Regions from separate parts of the Mus musculus genome. Here region 2 is linked to region 1. Evidence: chromatin loops called from intact Hi-C (ENCODE). Cell type or tissue: left cerebral cortex. All regions are shown on one strand. Each heading gives the region's core, and the rest is flanking DNA. Links, peaks and the distances in the headings are about the cores only.

Evidence for each region. A loop is a pair of places that touch in the nucleus more often than their neighbours do. Peaks named below come from ENCODE experiments on the same cell type or tissue, not always from the same donor. Only the 100,000 strongest peaks of a DNase experiment are listed, where the experiment ranks them.
Region 2: it touches region 1 in a loop (2.5-fold over the local background); 14 of 42 quality-filtered maps call a loop at or near these places.

The regions. Positions count from the first base shown.
Region 1 is chr2:130,834,963-130,845,886 of GRCm38, reverse strand. 4930402H24Rik (RIKEN cDNA 4930402H24 gene) reads left to right here and starts at 5,742. Exons shown (of 37, transcript NM_029432.2): 1 at 5,742-5,923. The coding sequence starts at 5,841. In left cerebral cortex, for the core only: CTCF peaks have their summits at 6,203 and 8,213 (motif pointing right); DNase peaks (open chromatin) are centred at 5,998, 6,652, 6,933, 7,597 and 3 more places; H3K4me3 peaks cover 3,538 bases; H3K27ac peaks cover 3,596 bases.
Region 2 is chr2:130,899,304-130,910,227 of GRCm38, reverse strand. It overlaps Atrn (attractin), which reads right to left and starts at 3,733. Exons shown (of 29, transcript NM_009730.3): 1 at 3,261-3,733. The coding sequence starts at 3,667. A730017L22Rik (RIKEN cDNA A730017L22 gene) reads left to right here and starts at 3,832. Exons shown (of 3, transcript NR_015523.2): 1 at 3,832-4,017. In left cerebral cortex, for the core only: no CTCF peak of the experiment used is centred there; DNase peaks (open chromatin) are centred at 3,289, 3,780 and 6,062; H3K4me3 peaks cover 2,445 bases; H3K27ac peaks cover 1,167 bases.

The DNA of each region.
Region 1 (10,924 bases), core at 1,882-9,881:
GCCAGAACCATGGACCTGCCATGTATACTCTTTGGTTGGTGGTTTAGTCCCTGGGAGCTCTGGGTGGTCTGGTTAGTTGATATTGTTGTTCTTCCTATGGGGTTGCAATCCCCTTCAGCTCCTTCAGTCTCCCTAACTCTTCCACTGGGGTCCCGGGGCTCAGTTCAGTGGTTGGCTGTGAGTATCTGCATCAGTCTTAGTCAGGTGCTGGCAGAGCTTCTCAGAGGACAGCCATATCAGGACTGCTGTCTTCAAGCACATCTTGGCATCAGCAATGGTGGTTTGGTGTCTGTGCATGGGATGGATCCCTAGATGGGACAGTCTCTGATTAGCCTTTCCTTCAGTCTCTGCGCCATTTTTTTTTGTCCCTGCATTGGTTCAGATTTAAGTGGGTCTTCCTGATTCATATAATCTGATTAAGGAAAATTCCTCATGAGTTTCCAGCAGCTTGTGTTTTAGTTGGTTCCAGATGTATAGTCAAGTTGACAATAAAGATTAGCCACCAGAAGTCTATCCCTTGTCAACAAGAATACAATCACACCTTGTTATGTTGTGCTTAATTTCCAAATGAGAACAATAACCAGTTTGTAATTCTATGTAACACTGATATAACTATCCTACATATAACCACAAACATCATTAATTTTCAAATAGGTTACAAAGTACCTTGAGAAATACTTAGTCTTCTAAATATAATTATATATATAATAATATAGATTTCCAACATAACCTTCACTATATCTCAATTGATATATTACATGATAATAGAGGAAAGAAAACACAAATATCTGCTTGATATATATGTATATATACACAAATATTTTCTTAATGGAATGTTATAGAAATTCTTGTGTCAATTACAATCCTTGGTTTTGCAACTGGTCATGTGACCTCCGTTGATATTTATAGCTACCTTCTTCTACTATTTATTCTGTATTTCTTCTACCCTCAGGAAAAACCTTAGCAGGTTCCAGGTCTTTACCTGAAAGAGTGACGCATATCTTTACCCCTGGAGTGTTCTGACCCTTTGTCATCCTGCCTGGATTGGGTTATTCTAGTTTCCAACTGACTTTAACTATAGGACATGGTAACACCACGAGACACCCTAAAGGACCTCCTGCACTATAATCTTCCTTACCTCCACTGTGAAGAAGCAATCCAATTTCCCCTTGGTAGTTTGGATCAGTCACCCACCCTAACACTGTTATTCCTTTCTTAGTTTTTTGGCTTAAGGGTATCAGAAACCTAAAGTGTCTAGGGGGAAGTCTGAGCTTCCAGATCAGTGGAATGTTTGCTTGTCTCCAGGCAGGACCACTCCGCTGGAACCAGAACTTCTAGGCCAGTAGAACTGAAGGTTGAGGAAACAGGAAGCAGAAAATTCCCTAATGAGTTACTAGGGGTAAGAAGACCATTCCTCTCTCTCCCTCTCCTCTCCCTCTCCCCTCCCCTCCTCTCTCCCTTTTCCCCTCCCTCTCCTCTCCCTCCCCTCTCCCCCTCCCCTCCTCCATCCCCCCCTCTTCCTGAGCCTGTGAATGCTGGCTATAAAAGAAACCTCACTATATATTGGATGTTGATTCAAAGTATATACTGCTTTCTAAAGAACTCTGCCCAGGCACTCAGGGATACTGACAGCTAATTAGCACTGTAATCATGTCTTCAAAAGGTTGCCCTAATTGCTAGTGTAACTGTGTCTTCAAAAGGCCTTTACACCATTCTATCAAGTCAGCCGTTTCAGGATGGTGGGGAACATGATAAGATGAATGGATTCCATGAGCATAGAGCCCACTGTCCCATATCTCTGGCCGTGAAGTGAGTTCCATGGTCAGCAGTGCTGTGTGGAATACCATGGCTGTGGATAAGGCATTCTATAAGTATGTGGATGATGGTGTTCTAGCAGAAGCATTACATGCAGGAACAGCAAATTCACAACTAGAATAAGTATCTATTCCACTAAGGCAAAAGCATTGACTTCCCATAAAGGAAAGTTATCCAAAGTTGACTGACCGAGTAGGTCACTGGCTGGTCACCCAGGGGAACAGTTCCTTATCAGAGGCTAAGTGTTAGTCTTTGCTGCTGGCAGATTTGACACTCAGCAGCAACTGCAGAAGGCCAGCCTTGGTGAGAGCAAATCCGTATTGTTGAGCTCATACATAACTTCCATCTCTCCCATAACACTGTAAAGAAATTGCTGATATGACCACTCCATGATATTGTTAAAGTTTTAATTGTAGATGTGAGAGAACAGTCAGAGGCATCTGGAAGAGTCCAAAGCAGAGAGGAAAAGTAGACTGAATATGACCAAAAGACTGGGCATGACCAGGGTTATCTGTGGGAGAATGAAGAATAGCAGGGAATAGTGAACAGAGAAAATGTAGAATAGTAGGGGCAGTGGGGAAACCTTGTCATTATAAAGAGAACAAATGGGTATCTGGGAGGAAGGAAGCCTGGGCAGATGAGAACGCCTACGATGCTAATGTGCTAGTGTGAACTATGAAATATATAATAGGTACTTGGGAAGCTGAAGGAGCCTGGAGGCAACATGTACTTCGATATCAATTACAGGCATATGCCAATGGAGCCGTAAGTCCCTTCTGCCAGCGGTAAGGAAAATGACTCCTTCCGGCAGATGGGATCTGGTTTCAGAAGTTCTAGAGGACTCCTGCCTTTTATCTCCTAGGAATCCTCCTGTAGTCCAGAGTGAGCTCGTTTCTGGGAATTTGAACTGATGTTTGGGATTCGGGGAGTTGGGCAATGACAGGAATGGCTGGGGAAAGAGGCTGGCTGTCACAGAATGGGTCATCCTAGCTACTTAACTATTGAACTCCTTAGCTGAAGTTACCTTTTGATGAGCATTTACATGGGACACAATTGTTGGGGTGTGGTGTCCTATTTTAATCCCAGCACTTGGGAGGTAGAGGCTGGTGGATCTCTGAATTCCAGGCCAGCCTAATCTACAGAGCAAGTTCCAGGACAGTCAGGGCTACACAGAGAAACCTGTCTCAATGAAAAAAAAAAAAAATCACGCCGGACATGGTGGCACACGCCTTTAATCCCAGCACTCAGGAGGCAGAGGCAGGTGGATTTCTGATTTCGAGGCCAGCCTGGTCTTACAAAGTGAGTTCCAGGACAGCCAGGGCTTTACAGAGAAACTGTGTCTCAAAAAACAAAACAAAACAAAAAAATTCATGAGATATAATTATCTTCAATTTTTTTGTGCATTTGGAGAGAGCTATCCAAATACTTCTCCAGATGCCTTTCTCTTCAGTTTTTCTTTCAACCATGCTCTTTCCACACCCCTATCTAGCTGCTCATTGGCTGCAGACCACAATTCAGTAAACAGTGGCACATCTGGTTACTTCTTCTTATGTTGGGTTCGGGGTAGAAGCTGCGAAAACTCACTTCAGAGACAGAAGCTTAAACATGAAAGCTTTATTCTCTGAGTGCCCAGAGAAGTGGCCAGCTCAGGATGTAAACTTTGTCCTGAAGGGAGACCGTACAATGTTTTTCAAAAATGGGAACATAAATTGAGGGGGGAGCTGAGTGGGGCTGCAGTGTTATCCAGTTGTACTCTGACATTACGGGTTAAGTAAGGGAGTACCCCTTGGAGACTGGGCTGTATCCAGGGCACCTGGCTTCAAGGTTCTTAATTCATTTTCCTAGACGTTAGGTCTGGAGCTCAGAGTGGTAAGAGGACAAAGGAGTGGGTCAGCTGCGTGTAGTTAATTAGGGCATAACAGACAACTGGTTATGTGTTTTTCCAACTTATGCACCTTGGTTCAGATAACAGCGATTTCTATATTCTATATTCAGTTAAGAGACAATTAAGAAGACATTTGGAGAGAAGTGGGGTGCGTGTGTGTTCCTAAGCCTGGGAACATGAACTTGTTACACCTGGCCAATAAGATCAGTTTTCAATCAGTTTTGCAGACACAGCTTTTTTTTTTCCAGGAATTCTCATTTACACTATTTCTCTCCAATAGCACATGAAAAAATGACCATAAGGAAACTACAGCCTCATATCCAGTAAGATGACTACGATCCAAAGATAGATATTAAATGTTTGGAAACGCGTGGAACAATTGGGACTCTCTCACCTAGGTAATGTGAATATAAATGGTGCAGCTTTTTTGGAAAACAAAAAGATGCCTCAAATTATTAAACACAGACTTTCAGTATAATCAAGCAGTACACTTCTAGGAGTATACTACATATACAGGAGAATTAAAAACATGTCTACACAAAAACTTTCGGTATTTGGTCATATTGGCATTAAGCTAAGGCACAGAAAGTGTGGAAAAAAGCTTCTATATTCATTAACTGATAAATGAATACAAAAGATGTGATATCTGCATACCACGACATTGGCCAAGCAACCAAAGGCACACAATTTTGTTCTGTGCTACAAATTGTAGTAGCCTTCCATCTGGACATGATGATGCAGGCCTGTAATCTCAGAATTTAGGAGGTTGAAGCAAGAGTTCAAGGGTTCAAGTTCAGGGGTTCAAGGTCAGCCTAGGCTACATAAAACATACCAAATGGAGGAGGAAGGAAGAAGGTGAATATCACATTTGCTTGTAGAGAAAAGATGTATTCTCAAAGCTGATTAACAGAGCTGGAGATGTATATAATGACTGGGTGCGTAAAAGCTCGAGGTGTTTCAATAAATTGACTGTTTAGCAATTTACAGTCTCCTGGCTGTTAACAGTGGTCTACAGAACAAAGCAGCTAAGAAAGGCTCTTTCATTCGGAAGCCTGGTCATTGCGCTGCTGATTGGGCTGCTGTCAATGATTAGCTGGGTTTCAGAAGCTGTTGATAACTGGCTGATTTGGAAGCCCCTGAAGAGAGGCTGTCTCTGATTGGCTGATTTTCAGATACTGTGTTGGTTACCTCTAAACAATGGTTACACATTCACGAGTTGGGTCTGAAGGCAAAATTTTATTTTCCTTTAAGTATAAAAATAAGCATTTTAGTTCCTTCTCTTTTTCAAACCTGCAAGAGATACCTTGGGGATTGTTAAAATCTTTATGAGTGGAAGAAGGATTTTTTTCAGCCAGTACTATTTATAAATAATTCAAAGGCTGATCATTGTAGCAGGGAAACTAGTCTTGTGGTGTTATAATTTACCATGAAAAGATGAATTTAGGACACGTAGGACATCTTGACAAGGTCGATATGTGATGCTAAAGTAGACCTTGTATATAGTAAGCAACTCTCCACTTTATGCAGGAAGGAACTTGGGCTCTGAGATTTTTTCTGGCCCACCGACCCACAGCTGGAAACAATTCTATCCAGACTCTGAACTGCAAAGGCAGGCGTCTCCTGGGATACTGTGAGCACACTGATGCCAGTGCTCTCAACAGGCCGCATCGCTAAGGGGCCGAACGTTCCAAGGATGGATAGGCAACTGATGTGAAACAGATAACTGTAGCCAGGCAGCGGTCCAGGACACCTAGAGATAAAGCCAAATACAGACCAGAAGAAGCCTAGCCCGGCCCTCGCGGGAGCGAGACCCCGCCCCGGGCGCGTCCGCGAGCGTGGCTGTAGCTCCCGCAGAACCCTCACCGCACTGAGAGACCTTAGGGCCCGGAGGTGTGGTGTCCCGGAGCCTGCGCCTGGCGGCCCGCACCCCAAGTCCGTCTGGCTCCTCCGCAGCACGGTGCGGCGCTGGGCCGGACTCACACTGACGCCCCCGCTGCGCGCGCTCCCGCCCCGCCCCCGCGTGCCCGCGCGCGCCGACCCCGCCCCCTTGGCGCACCCTCGCTCCGCCCTGCCGCTGGCCCGCAGCGGTGCCGGCCCCAGCGACCCTCCGCGGCCCCCAGGTCCTACGCCGCCAGCCTCCATGGACTCGTTCGACCCCCAGCAGCTGGGGCTGTCCCCCGCGCGCTTCGCTGGCACCTTTGGCAGTGGGGCGGCCTCCGTCAGGTATGCCGCGTCGAGACAGCCGAGGGTGGCCCGGGATGCGCCTTGGGGCGGCTACGCCTCGGGCGGCAGGGCGTGGTCTGATATGGCTTCCTTGCGGAGGATTGTTTCAAACGGCTCTGAGAAGAACGTTTGCCCAGGGACAGGCGGCCTTCTGGAGGGACCCTGCTATGTCTGTAGCTCGACAACCCACTGCGGTTTCCGGGAAGACCCCATTGTGACATCCCCACCCCATGGACCGGTTTTCCCTTAAACCTTCCCCACCGACAGCCCACCGCTAGAGGCCCTGTGTTCACGCGAGTGGAGCTCCCGAAACTGCCGCGTAAACCCCTTTGCTCCTAGGTGTCCAGACCCTTTGCCCCAGACTGCCGCTCGATTATAGAGTTTCCAGTCCCCTGCGTGTACAGGGAACTCCGCTCACCTGTCCCTGGCCACTGCATCCAACCCCTTTCCCTTGGGGAGCACCTGTTTCAGGGGCTTGAAGGTCATTGGGGGCGCAGGAAGAAAAAGGAAACTGGATGGAGAGGGAAAAGGAGGCTCGGAACCCCCCAGAGCGGCTGACACTAGGTTCGTGATAAGGAGTGCGGGTGGACTGGAAGGGGAGTTGATATTAGGGAGTGCTGCCCTGCCCTTTTCCATACAGAAGATCTGTTTCCAATTTCTGCTCTCTGTCTTTGGGGCTGACCTTGATAGCCGTCCGGGCTTTGTTTGTGAAGGAGCTAGTATGCGGCTGCCAGAGAAACGCGGAGGTTGGAGTGGTGGAGGTGTTGCAGTAGGAGCCTATAAGAAAGGGAAGGGAGGAGTCATTGGGGTTTGGGTACTGCTAACCTGTCATTAAACCAGAAGAGGCCTTTTTTGTTTGCTTACTTGCAGCCATTTGGCAAAGCAATATGCTATTGTTCCCTTGAGTGGGGGTTGTCAACTAATATTAGAATAGCTTATCCTATTTTCTGTCTTTTTTTTTTTTTTTAATTGAGACCGGGTCTCACTGTAGACCAGGCTGACCTTGAACCCGAAAAGATCCACCTGCCTCTGCCTCCTGAATGCTGAGTCTGTGCCACCGTGTCTGGCCGGCTTTTTCTGTGTTCTTGATTGAGTGTTGTATTGTGTTCTCTCTCTCTCTCTCTCTCTCTCTCCTCTCTCATGTCTGTCTCTCTCTTCTCTCTCTCTCTGTCTGTGTGTGTGTGTTTCTTTCTAGTATTGAGGGTCAAATCCCAATACATTGCTTTTGCTGGACAAGTGCTATAGCACATCTAGCCTTGTGTTTTGTAGAGTTTTGTTGTCTTTTATCAAAACTATGAAGAATGAAAATGACTTTTTTTTTCCTAAGACAGAGACTCACTTTGTAGGCCTGACTGGTTTTGAACTCACAGATCCACTTGCTTCTCAGTGCTGGGATTAAAGATATGAGCCACTTTGCTTGGCTTCTTTTTTATTTTTAAATTGTGTCTGTGTTTGTGTGTGTAGATGCATGTATTGTGTGTGTGTATGTGTTTTATGTGTGTGTATTGTGTGTGTATATATGTAGTGTGTATGTATATGTGAGAGAGAGAGACTCACTGTGCTTGCCACTGGGAGTATGAAGGTCAGAGGACACCTTGCCAGGAGTCTTTTCTTCCCTTTCTCCTATGTGGGTCACCAGGATTGGACTCAGCCAGGTCTCTTGGCAGCCAAGTGCCTTTACCCACTGAGCCATTCTGCAGGCCCCAAAACTAATTCTCATTCTTCATTTCTCAGGACTCCTTCATATACTCTGGCAATGTGTTTATTGAATGACTAAGCCGTGAAGGAAGAAAAGCAATGAGATAGTAATGAAACAATGCATCTGGGAGACCTGGTTTGCTTCTACTTTGACACTGTGTGGATTTCTCTGCCCCCAACAGGAATTCTTTCTGGGGTTTACAGTTTGTAGTGTGTAGCTGCTCATGGGAACAGTCTCCATCCTTTCTCAATCCTTCGGCCAGAGAGGATCACTGAAAGTATTTCAGCTTTGTATGAAATTTAAACAGGATGCATTAGAACTTTGAGCAGCCTGGCGATAAACCTCTCTGGAGGGATGTGTGTGTCTGCCTGTCTGCCTGTGTGTGTGTGTCCGGTGCCACATTTGTTTGATGTGGTGCTGGGGATGGAACCCAGAGCCGTGAACATGGTAACCAAATGCTCTGCCTCTGAACTGTATCCCCATCATAAGCTCGGGAATCTATTTAAATTTTAAAAAGAATTGTATTTTAAAGTAGTTCATTTTAGATTATTTCTGTGAGCGTACTGTGTATAAGGAAAGCCCAGGTGAATGCAGATTCCCAGTGGGTCCAGAAGAGGGCGTCAGATTCTCTAGAACTGGAGTTACAGGCAGTTGTGGGTCCCCTGACATGGGTGCTGGGACCTGATCTCAGGTCCTCTACAAGAGGGTACATGCTCTTAACTGCTGGGCCATCTCCACATTTTTATTTGTTTAACCAAAAGTATGTGTATGTATGTGTCTGTGTGTGTGTGTGTGTCCCAGAGCACATGTAACAGTCAGAGGATAACTTTATTCTTTCATCTTTCTTTTCCTTCCATCATGTGTGAATGTTTGCCTCAGGGATCCAATTCATGCCATCAGTCTTGGTGACAAACTCCTTTACCCACTGAGCTATTTTGCCAACCCTTGCTTTGAATACTTTGAGCCTTGGATGTGGAGAAGCAACTTTATCATAAAAATGCATCCCCAGAATACTACCTGCCATCTCTGTCTCTGTCTCTCTGTCACTGTCTCTGTCAGTCTGTCTGTCTGTCTTGCTATGGAGCCCTGGCTGGCCTGGAACGTGCTGTGTTGTCTGAGCTCACCTTGAACTTGTGGTGATTTCCCTGCCTCTGTCTCCAGAATGGTGGGATTACAGCAGTATATTACCACATCTGGCTTACTTATTTGATTTTAATTTTTTTTAATTATTTATTATTAGCAGGTTTGTGTGTGTGTGTGTGTGTGTTAAGGGAGAGATGCAGACATGTTGGCCCCAAGGCATGTGTGTAGAGGTCAAGAGGGTAATTTCCATGATCTGATTCCCCTTCCGAAGTGAGTCTGGCAATCGAGCTTGGTCATCAGGCTTGCACATAAAGCACTTTTACACACTGAGCCATCGCTCTGCCTCTTTATTTTCTTTTGTTTTCTCTTTCTCCCTCTTTTTTTCCTTTGATTTTTTAAAATTTATTTTTATTTATTTATTTATTTGGAGACAGGTTTCTCATCCATGGCCTAGAAGACCAGACTGGCCTTGAACTCAGAGATCTGTCTGCCTCTGCCTCCACATTGCTGAGAGCTCTTTACTTTCTTTTTTTTTTTTTTTTTTTTTTAAAGATTTACTTATTTATTATATGTAAGTACACTGTAGCTGTCTTCAGACACTCCAGAAGAGGACGTCAGATCTTGTTACAGATGGTTGTGAACCACCATGTGGTTGCTGGGATTTGAACTCTGGACCTTCGGAAGAGCAGTCGGGTGCTCTTACCCACTGAGCCATCTCACCAGCCCGCTCTTTACTTTCTTAAAGAATGTTAAGAAGATATATATAGGGCTCGGGGATCTGGTGTCCTCTTCTGGCACCAGCAAACATGCAATATACACTCACACAGATAAACATGCAGACATACATACATTTAAAAAAATTAGCGGGGCAGTGGTGGCGAACGCCTTTAATCCCAGCACTTGGGAGGCAGAGGCAGGTAGATTTCTGAGTTCGAGGCCAACCTGGTCTACAGAGTGAGTTCCAGGACAGCCATGACTGCACAGAGAAACCCTGTCTCGAAAAACCAAAAAACAAACAAACAAAAAAAATCACCAGGTGGTGGTGGCTCATTCTTTTAATCCCTGCACTGGGGAGGCAGGCAGATCTCTGTGAGTTTGAGGCCAGCCTGGTCTATAGAGTAAATTCTAGGACAGCCAGGGCTACACAGCGAAACCCTGTCTCAAGAAAAAGAAGCATGTTGGCTGACTTTATTAGCCATAACTAAACTCTGAACTTTGCATAAAGTGGTTTGGCTGAAACTTGCCTTAGTACACAGTGGTTTAACAGTAGGCCTTTGATAAAGGAATTTTGGTGAAGGGTCACCTCATTTCTCTACCTCCCTGTGGTTGAACATGCTTTTCTTACCTATTAAAGTCTTGCCTTCTTATGTCCCTAGTGCTTTTGAAATAAATCTGTTTTTCAGACTGGCTTTGAACTTGATTGATCCTCCTGCCTTGTGCTGCCAAGGGCTGAGGTTTCAAGCCCTGACACCATGCCTGCTGCCCTCGCTGCTCCTGCCTTGCATTTTTTTTTTTTTTTTTGACATTTTGAGGGTTCCTACCAGGGTAGGGTTCAGCTCTTCCTCTCAGCTACACTAGGTCTCTGTGCTCTCTCACTCCTGACTGATGAAAGAGGCAGGCTTAACTAGTGAAGAAGTCATGTTCCTGGAGACCATAGTTAGTACTTGGAAATGCATGGTCCTCTTCTGAAGGAGTACATTCTCACAGATGGAAAATAGAGATCAGAAGTGAAAATATTATTGATCAGAATTAGAGGCTTCTTTCTAAGGTATGGCCATAATCATGCTATCAGATAATTTTGGTGTCTGTCCCCCAAGAATGTAGAATTAAAGTTGCTTTTCCCCTTTTAAGTTGACTTGTAAGTTGCACTTGGTTAATAAAATGTACATAAGAATAGTGCTGTAGTCCTTTGTGGTAAAAGCTTCAACCATGAATTTGTTATTCTCTTTCCTTCTGCTATGGTGGCTGTTGTTGTTCCAAATCACTCTGGAACCCGGGATGAGCATGAGAAAGAAGTAAAATGTCACTGGGTTTTAGAATAGAATAAAATATTTTTATTTGAATTTTTAATTAGATTTTTCATTTTACTTTGTGTCTGGATGTTTTGCCTGCATCTATGTATGTCCATGTACAGTGTGCATGCATGTATGTCCAAGTACAGTTTGCATGCATGCACAGTGGCTGCAAAGGTCAGAAGGGCATCGAATCTCCTGGAACTG
Region 2 (10,924 bases), core at 1,871-9,870, 64 kb before region 1:
TTATTCTGTAGCCGAAGCTTGCCTCGAACTGTTCCTCCAGCCTCAGCTTCCGAACAGCTGTGATTATAGGCGTGAGACAGATGTCCTGTCAGAAAATATATAATCTGTTTTTACAGTTCCTTTAGACTTATTTGTACTGTGCACTACACATTGCATAGCATCCATGGAGCAGAAGAGGCCACCAACCAGGACTCAGAACCATTGAACCAACTCTCAAGCCCTATTTTTTATTTTTATTTTTTTATTCATTTTTAATTTTTTTATTTTTTAAGATAGACTCATAAAGATCAGAATGGTCACAAACTTGCTATGTCACCCAAGGTTGACTTTGAATTCCTGACCTCCAAAGTTCTGAGATTATAGGTGTGTGCTACAACTCCTGGCCTTTTATTATTTTAACAATTCTAGAAGCCACTTACTATAATAGTATTGTCAGAGGCAGTCTTAATTGAGCCTTAATGAGCACAAGCTCAAAGGGAATGTCTGTGACAGTCACTTACATATGAGAGTAGCTGAGGCACTATCAGGAGTGCCTGTCCTGTTTTAAAAGGCTCTTCTCTGAACTATTCATGTGGACACTCAGATCTCTTTCTCTCCCTGGCAAGCCCTCTTACAGGTAAATAACCTCAACCAACAAGGAACATGTGCCAGGCACATACCTTGAAAACTCCCCAAACTCTGTGTATAAATCTAAGCTTATCTCAGCCTAGTCCTACCTATGTCCCTGTGCCTTGTAAATATTGCCTCTCAATCACCCAAAGTAAGAGCTAGCCTTTTCTCCTCACTATCGTGTTCACATGTCCAAGAACAAACCGATCTGAAAGAGAGACCTAACCATTTTATCTCTATACTCCCACACAATATCTACCTCGTCTCTACTAGCAGCAGTGGTGTCTGGCTCTGACCTACACCAACAGTCTCTATCAACTGCCCATAACATCTCATGCCTGTAGCCCAGGTTTTCAGAATTTGAAGGTCCCTCCATCAATCCCCCTGATCTTGGAAGCATCTAAAGTCAACTGACCTTTAAGGCTATTCCCTTTCTGGTTCCCGTCTCTAAGTCTACAATTTCATGAAAACAGAGTGACCTGTTGCATCCCATTGCTCTTTGGTGAAAGGTCAAATCCTAAATCCACTTCCTACCTCTATGTGGCATAGCACTGCACCGACCTCTCTCTGCAGTCTTGGTCCCTTTTGCTCTCTCTGCTATGGACACTGGATCTCCCCTCTAACCTGTCTTGATGTCACTCATCCCCCATCCTGCCCCTCAGGAGTATCTCAACAGAAAGATGAATCTTAGTCTCACTCTGAAAGGAGCTGGCTTCTACCGCTGCCCTCACCTCCACAATCATGCAAAATTACAATATATTGATTACTGGATTTAAAATTAAATAATTTTAAAGAATTATTTATTGGGGGGACTAAGGGGGCAGGATGTCACATGCCTTTAATCCCAGGTCTTGGGAGGCAGAGGCAGGCTGATCTCTGTGAGTTTGAGGCCAGCCTGGCCTACACAGTAAGTTCCAAATTAAAAATATTTATTTTTATTTCCTGTGTAAGTGTTTTGCCTGCATGTGTGCCTGGTGCCTGAAGTCAGAAGAAGGCATGACATCCCCTGGAACTAGAGTCATAAATGATCATGAGCCACCATGTAGGTGCTGGGAACCTAACCCCAGTCCTCTGCAAGAGCAACAAGTACTCTTAACCACTGAGCCAGCTCTCCAGCTCCATTATGGTATTTTTTACTCCCAAACGAAAAGTTAAGTTCTACAAGAATAAAATTACATACAACTTGTTTACCACTGTATCTCGAAGCCTAAAATCACAACACGCTAAACTATTAGACCAACCCCCGAAACACTGGTGCTGAGGTTCCTTGGTTTCTCCATTGTAAAACTTAAGAGTTCATCTTGCCACTGATCTCTGAGTCCCCTAGAAGATCTAACAGAGATCTATTACTTTAACATTCCAAGCTTCTCCCTTACAACTCTCTTCTACTACAGGGGCACTGGCAAAACTCCACCTTCTGGACTCTACCACTATGTCTGCAGCTTTTTTTTTCCATTTGGAATTCTTCTCCCCAACTTCACGCTTGCAAATCCTACTTAACCTCACATGCTCAAATTCAATGTCACCTCCTCCTCCTCCTCCTCCGAGACTTCTCTGCTTACTGCTAGCCAGTCACACACTCTCTGCCCCTTCATTTCCACAGGTTCTCTTATGCCAGGTTCAGGCCTCACTCAGATCAAATGACACTCAAATGGGTGGCTTCTAATGTCACCACTTATCGGAATCCTGGAAGACCGACCACCTGTTTGTATTTTGCTTTTAGCATTTACCACTATCTGAAATTATCCTGCTCATTCCTTTTGCCTAGTTACGTGTTGACTGCCTGTCAGCCCTCACTAGAACATAAGATCAATTGGAGCAAGAATCAATCCTACGCCACGTTCACATTCCCTCACTTTCCCACGTCAAATGGGGAACCCAGTCAACAAATATCTGCCTGAGATATGGATGACACTGTAGGTCTTATAACTTCCCCTTGCTGTGTTCCTAACTTCTTGTGGACCACATCAAACTCTGGATGATGGATCTACCTGTGTGCATTATCCAAAAATTCTCTCACAACAGAAGCAAATAATAGATAAAAGCTAATTAAAAAGTGATCTCTCCAAGAGGTTCTGCCCCAAACCAAGCCAACTGCATGTTGTGGAGAATCTAGGGCTAATAGGATTCTCCTCTCTAGACAACCCCGTTCCAATAGGCCAACAGTGAGGATCCAAAAACTAGTTTCTTCACTTTCCTTGGAACAACAACCAATGGTACTTTTATCCCTGAAATCTTACAACCCAGCCTTACCTTCTATTTTCACCCAACATGTCACTTCCTCGGCTGTACTTCTTCCAGACACACATATCTCCAATCTCTTGGGCTGGTCAAAGGCAAGTGCTGAAGAACTCACTCACTCACCGTTTCCTTGATACCTCATTTATCCTAAATAAGCCCGTTTTCGAGGTGGGCTTTTATACTCTTCAGGACCCACATCTAACCCACAGCAACAAATGCCTCCCGAGTGTTCCCGTTCCTTCTCAATCTTCCACCACAGGCAGACCCGAAGGCCACCAAATGAACATCCCTCCAGGAGGCAAGCCATCATCAAACACAGTGGGGCAAATTCTACCCTCGCGATTTCAAGCCCTGCACCTGCCTTGGGCCTGGAACATCAGGCTGGGCCTGCACTCCCCACCCGCACTCACCTGAAGCGGCCCCCGCAGTGCTGGCATTGCTCGCCCACCCAGCCCGTGGGGCAGACGCACTGGCCGGTGCCAGGGTTGCAGCGGCCGCCGTTGACACACGGCCGGTCACATTCCTTGGCCTCGGCTGCGGCCGAGCCCGACACCGCCGCCGCCACCGCAGCGGCCTCGGCCTCCCGGGGCAGCGGCAGCAGCAGCAGCGAAAAGAGCAGCGGCAGCAGCGGCGGCGGGGGCAGCGCCCGCGACAGCACCCGCGGTAGACACAGCCGGGCGCGCGGTCCCGGCCTCCAGGCCCCTGTCGCGGTGCAGGGTCGGTGCTGCCTGCCCTTCCTGCCCGCAGGCGCTGCTGTCGCCGTCGTGCTCCCCCTCAGCCGCGCCTCAGTCGCCGCCGCCGCCGCCACCGCCACCATCTTCCTGGGGCTGAGCCGGCGCCCAGCGAACACATACACACCCCGCACGCCGGCTCCCCTTCGCCTGGCCGTGCTAGGCGGGGCCGGGCGACGGTGGCCCGGCGGGTCCATATCCAAGGCGGGGCTCCCGCTGTGCGTCGGGCAGGGGCGGGGCTGGCATGCGCGGGGGCGGGACCAGGGCCGTGGTCTTCCGGCGTGCCCAGCATGTAGACCTGCTCAATGCCAGGGTCTTAGCGCGGATGAACATCGCCTAGTCTACGGAGGCTCTTTGCTTTCCGCACCGCGCTACGACGAGTTAGCCAGTACCTCCTTACAGTGGCTGCCTGGCTCTGCTAGACAAGCTGACTGTGGTAAGTGTTACCCTTTGGACGCCTCCAAAGCTCAGCTTATAACCCCAACTCCATTTTGGTGAGAAACCGGACCCAAAAGGCTAATGATGTCGTGTGTTGCTAGCTGAGACCTGAAGAAGTAGTACTTACTGCATTCGCGTTTCTAAACTAGGGATAACAAAATGGCACGTGTGTTAATTAAGCACCTGCATATGAATAGATGTGTAACTGACTGAATGCACACACAGCCAGGCTTTCCTTGATAGCGAGCGGATTGAACCAGTGGCAGACCATGTCTATGTGTACCTTAAATTCTGCAGGAGAAGTTTAGCATTATCTTGTACCCCACGACCTATCCATATTCTCTGAAGAAAGAACAGCCCAGAATTACCGGGAGCGCTCTCAGCTTGCACACCCTTCTTGCTAACGCCAGTGCCTCTCCTACTCCCAATGATACATACTTCCCAATAGCATAACCTTGTATGGGCCACTACCCTGGAATGTACGCTGGACCTTGACTATATTAAACCGATAGAAGGATATGGTAAAGAGATAACGTGTCAGTTCCAGCTCTGATCTTATTTTTTGTTTCTTTTGTTGCTTGGTCTGGTTTGGGAGGTATTTGTTTATTTGTTGTCCTGGGATTCTCCTGCTCTTCCACCTTGGAAAGATTCATACAGAGGTCATATGGAGAGAAAAGGTCCCAGGCAAATGAATCTGGTAAGCTTATAGCTGGAAGAACAGTCACTGAGTGAAGAAGCCATATGGGTTGTTTTAGCCATCTGAGTTGTTCCACTAAAAGAATAGATAGATAGATAGATAGATAGATAGAGATCTATTTAGTTGGCTTACAGGATGCAGTCCAAGTAGTTCAACAATGGCTGTCCCACCCTAGAAAGGTGCTTGATCCACAAGACTGGACTCCACAGTCCCAATTCGGTGCTGGAGTCCTAAAAGATTCCTGGAGATCTCACTGCTGATCCAAAGAAGTCAGTTCTAATATCAGTGAGGTAACGCTGCAGAAACTTGATAGATGACCTTCCCTCCAAGAATAAGAACAAGCAGACAGAAAGCAAAGTTTCTTCTTCTCTGTCCTCTTATCTGCCATGAGAAAGTGCTACACAGATTTAGAATGAGTCTTCCTGCTTCAGGTAATCTGATTAAGACAATTCTTCATGCCCAAGAAATGGTGGCCCACACCTTTAATCCCAGCACTTGAGAGGCAGAGGCAGGTGGATCTCTGTGAGGCCAGCCTGGTCTACAGAGTGAATTCCAGAACAGCCAGGGCTACATAGAGAATCCTAGTCTTAAAAAGAAAAACCAGTTCTTCCCAAGAATGCCTATGTGCTTGTGTTGTTGTTGATCCCAGATACAGTCAAGTTGACAAGCAAGATTTCTCATCAAGTCTACATTATCTAAATAGGAACAAATCTTTCCTGTGTCTCATCCAGTGAGAGGCCCATTGCTCTTTCAAGCAATGTTTCAGCCTGCTTTAGAGAGGCTAATCAGAACTTTGCCTCATAATCTTGGGCTGTGCAGAGTATACTTATGCAGGTACTTGAGAGTTTGGGCACCTGGTCCTGGAAAACAAAGAAAACCTCACATACATGTATGAAACCTCTCTGATTAACCTGGGAGTAGAGAATTGGAGTGCACCCATAGTCAGACACCAGTGTCCAGCGCAGGCCCTGACCTTGCTCACTCTGCATCCCCTGAAGGCCTGGTAGAGCTGAACTGCATACACAGCAGCCTCACCCCAGCTATCCCAGGGCTCCAAACCAGATTCCAGTCTTCACATTTGTTCATTTCTTTGTCTTTTCTCTTTCTCCTCTACTGTGTTCTACATACGGCTGTATATGATGAAAGAAGGAAGCAGGAGACATGGACCTACCATGGTCATGTGGTAGACTACACAGTTACAACGTCTCCTATTGAATCTCACCTATCCCCGTGCCCGCCTCTCCCCCTCTCCCCACGGCCCCCGCTCCTGTTTTACCCTTAGCTCCCTGCTTCTGGCACTGTTTGGAAGCCTGTGGGCTGCGCTGCCTTGGAGCGTGCTCCTGCCTCTGGTTCTCCTTGCTTTCCCTTATTCTGTATTGCTACCATGTAAGCCATCCTCCACTCCATGCGTCTCTCTGCCACAGACAGCTGGGAACTCTGCCACGCCTTCCCTGTGTGAGAGACTGAAATCCTTCTGTTAACAAGAGCCAAAATAGATACTTCTTCCCTTAAGTTGCTTTTGCCAGGGCATTTTGCTCACAGAAGCACAAAAGAGGCTAACACTGTCTCCTGCCATGAAGAGAGGAAGCCTTTCTGGGATTTTCCAGTCTGAGATTCCTGGGTCACACAAAATCTTGACGATTCTTTCCAGCTGTCTCGGAACACTTGCTCTGGGGAAAGCCAGGGGCCATCAAAGAATTCCACTTTTCTGAAATTGCCATACTAGAAGGTAGCTATGCTCCAACCTTTCTAATCTACAGCCACTCAAGACGTCTCACTTGAGTACCAGATAATCAAGTAGCCAAGACAAGGACTCCCTGCCAAACACAAGTTACTAGTATATGAGCAAAATAAGTAAGAGTACTTGTTTAAGCCAGTAATGGGAATGACTGGTTACACAACAAAAAACTAACATATCCTGTAACTCACTTTCAACAAGGACAAGAGGTCTAGTGATGTAGACCCAATTAAGAATTCATCAAGAAAGGGCTGGTGAGACTACTCATGGTGGTACATGACTCCAGTCCCAGCACTGGGGAGGCAGAGGCAGGTGGATCTTTGTGAGGCCAGCCTGGTCTACAGAGTAAGTTCCAGGACAAATCAGAGATACATAATAGACAGATCCTATTTAAAAGATTTTTAATAAAAAAAAAAAAAACAAAAACCAGAAAGGGTTGGCTCAGTGGGTAAAGATGCTTGCCGTGTAAAGCTGGCAACTTAAGTTCAACCCCTGAAACCTGTATAAAGGTAGAAGGAGAGAGCTGACTCCACAACATTGTCTTCAGACCTCCATACTCATCCCATAACATGAGCACACACAGTAATAAATTTAAAACAAACAAAAATACTCACCTAGGGGTAGTAACACATGCTCTTTCAATCCCAGCACTTGGGAGGCAGGGGTAGGTGGATCTCTGAGTTCAAAGCCAGCCTGGCATACAAAGTGAGTTCCTGGCCAGTCAGGGCTATGTAGAAGAAGATCCTGTCTCAAAAGAGAGAAAGAGAAAGGAAGAAAGAGAGAGAGGGAGAGAGAGAGAGAGAGAGAGAGAGAGAGAGAGAGAGAGAGAGAGAGAGAGAGAGAAAGAAAGAAAGAAAGAAAGAAAGAAAAAGAGAAAGAAAGAGAGAAAGAAAAGAAAGAAAGAAAGAAAGAAAGAAAGAAAGAAAGAAAGAAAGAAAGAAAAGGAAGGAGGAAAGGAAGGAAGAGAAAGGAATAAAGAATTCAGTATGATCATAAAATCAAATATACACATAGATAGTAAGCTATGTGTCATGTCTGGTCAGGCCTCTGAAAGTATGTCTTTTGAGCTCTATGAATTAGTTATGTTTAAAATGTCTTGAGAAAAAGCAAGTTGGAGGCTGGAGAGACTGCCCTGAGGTTAAATCTACTTGCAGATGATCCAGATTTAGTTCCCAGCACCCACTTGGTGGTTCATAAATAGCTTCCATTGCTCTAGCTCTGGGGGATCTAGATAATCAGATGAGATCTTCTGATCTTTTCGTGTACCAAATATGCAGATAGTACACACACATACATTCAGGCAAAACACTCGTAAAATGCACCTTAACGGGGGTGGGGGGAAGCATGCTAGGGAATACATGTTTGCTTTGGCTTATAGTTCCAGAAGGGATATAGTCCATCGCAGCAGACAAGGCATGGCAGGAATATAAAGGTGGCCTGGCACATAGGAGACAGAAAGATCAGACTTCATCCATACATAGGTAGCAGAGGGGAATAACAGGAAGTGGGACCAGGCTATGCAACATCAAAGCCTGACCTAAAGACAGCCAGCCTTCACTTCCTAAAGGCTCCATAATCTCCCCCAAACAGTGCCATCAACTGGAGGCCAAGTATTCAAATACCCGAGCCTATGAGGATTTTTCTTTCACACCATAACTCTATAAGCCTTTGTACCCAGAATTTATGCTACCCTTTCTTCACTGGTCCTTCCTCAAGCAGCCATTTCCAGGTCCCAGAAATGTTACTGCCAATGACAAACAAAACCAGCCTTTAACCAGGAATGCTTTATGTCTAAGCTGTAAATAGAAGAATCATTATGAACTGCCTGGTTATGAACCTCCATGCAGGTGCCAGGGAACTGAACCTGGGTCCTGTGAGCCTACTGGGGTCTATAGTGGTTTGAATGAGAATGGCCCCCGCTGGCTCATTGAAGACTTGGTCCTCAGTTGGTGGAACTGTTTGGGATGGGTTAGAAGGTATGGCCTTGTTGAAGAAGGTGTGTCGCTAGGAGTGGGCTCTGAAGTTCCAAAAGCCTATGCCAGGTCCAGTTTCATGCTCTCTCTGCCTCTGCTTGTAGATCCCCATGTAAGCTCTTAGCTACTGCTCCAGTGCTATGCCTGCCTGTCACACTTCCTGTCATGATGATAATAGACTCACCCTCTGAAACTGTAATTAAGCTCCCAATTAAATGCTTTCTTCTGTAAGTTGCTTTGGTCATGATGTTTCTTCACAGCAATAGAACAATAACTAAGACAGGGCCATTCTCATTCAAACTACCACAAGACCTATGAGTAGTGCTTACTCAGATGAGTTAATTAATGCCTCTGCCACCGGGGTTCTTACTCCCATGACACTGGGTTAGTTTCCAGGAGAACTGGTTGTGATACAGTGAGTTCAGCTACCTTGGGTTTCTCTTGCTTCTCTCTGAATAGACTTACTTGCCTGCTTCTTGCCATTGTGGATTAAAACACCACAAGTTTCTCACTACATCATAGTCTTGGGCATCCTTAGATGCCAAATCAACTTTTCCAATTTCAGATATTCTGTTAATGGCAACAAAGAATAGACTAAAACAGTGTCTCCAAAAGTGGAGCCTGAAGCATCATATGAAGAAATGGTTTATTAAGAGAGTGTTATGGGGCTGGAGAGATGGCTCAGTGGGTAAGATCACTGACTGTTCTTTCAAAGGTCATGAGTTCAAATCCCAGCAACCACATGGTGGCTTACAACCATCCTTAGTGAGATCTGACACCCTCTTCTGGTGTGTCTGAAGACAGCTACAGTGTGCTTAGATATAATAATAAATAAATCTTTTTTTAAAAAAAAGAGTGTTATAAGAAACACAGTGAAAGAGGAAGGAAGAAAAATCAGGCCATTAATCATTTCCAACTTTCAGAATTTTGGGTGGAAGAAAAGGTTTTTTACATCTTTGCCATTGGAAAGACATTCCTGGTTTCTCTGGAGATCTTTGTGCTGTGCTCCCAACACCTGCGGCGGCCTTGCTGGCTATAAGATAAGACCTCAGAACCAAAGAGAGAGCATGACTCTTCTTAAAATGAAGGAGTGTATGCTCAAGATGAAACTGAAGTCTACTTAGGTGTGATGAACATGTGTATAAAGCAAAAAAAAAAAAAAAAAAAAAAAAAAAAAAAAAAAGAACTCCGGTACTTCTGGAGGGAAACTAAACAAAGTAAGAGTAATGGCCAGGGGTGGAGGTTGGGGAATCCAGGCCTGTGGTGGTTTGAGTGAGAATGGCCATAGTCACACATTGAATGGTTGGTTCCCAGTTGGTGACGTTTTTTAGGAAGGATTAGGAGGTGTAGCCTTGTTGAAGGAGGTGTGTTACTCAAAGGTGACCTTTGAGGTTTCAAAAGCCCACACCAGGCCCAGTCTCTGTCTCTGCCTGCAACTTTCTGATCAGATGTAAGCTCTTAGGTATTGCTCTGGTCCCATACCTTCCTGTGTGCTACCAGACTCCCTGTCATGATATTCAAGCACTAACCCTCTGAAACTGTAAGCAAGCTCTCTGTTAAATGCTTTCTTTTATAAGCTACTTCAGTCATTGGCATCCTTTCACTGCAAACAGAACAGTAACTAAGATAGGGGCCCATGGACTAAATGTTTAATTCCAAAGCAACCTGCCTGCAAAGGCCACTGGACACAGAATCCGTGTGATCTTATACTGCTCATGGGTTTAAACTCATGAAAATTGTTTTATAAAATAATATATTTTATAAAATAAGAAAGAAAAGAAGTTTTGCATGCACAAGAGCCCACTAGAGTGGCTCGTGGTTACAAATACCCTATACAATATGCCTTTTAAAACTCTGTACTAAAGTATAGCATGAATGCAGAAAAGTAAAACATACATACAACCATGGAACTCCTCAAAGTAAACGTACACAAATAACCAGAACGCAGAGAAGGAATCAGGACACTGTCGGGTCTCCTCTAGCCTGCTCCTGCCACACCACCACAGCCAAGGGGTCACTCTTCCGACTTTGTACAGCATAGATTCGCTTTACTATGTTGTTGGTTTTACTTCGTATAAACAGAACTCTACAGAATGAGTTCTTTTATGTCTTGCTTCTTTCACTAAGAAGTCTATTTGTGATATCCGGCCATATTACTTAAAATAGTAGGCCACTTATTTTCTATCTCATATTCTTTTGTACGAAAAAAAAAATATATAAAATTTTATGACAAATTGTTAACTTATCCTGTTCCTGGGAGACATTTGGGGAGTTTCTAGTTTGAGTCTGGGAATGTGTGTCTGTTTGCTTTTTGCTTTGTCAAGACAAGGTCTTGCTCAGTGGCCCCGGCTTGACCTCACACTTGAGGTGGTTCTCCTCCTCTGTCTCTCAGGGTCTGTATTAGAGGCTTCAGCCCCTGCAGCCAGCTATCACAAAACGTTTTTCTCCCAGTAATGATGATTGAACACAGTACTTTGTACACAGTAGGTGAGTGCCA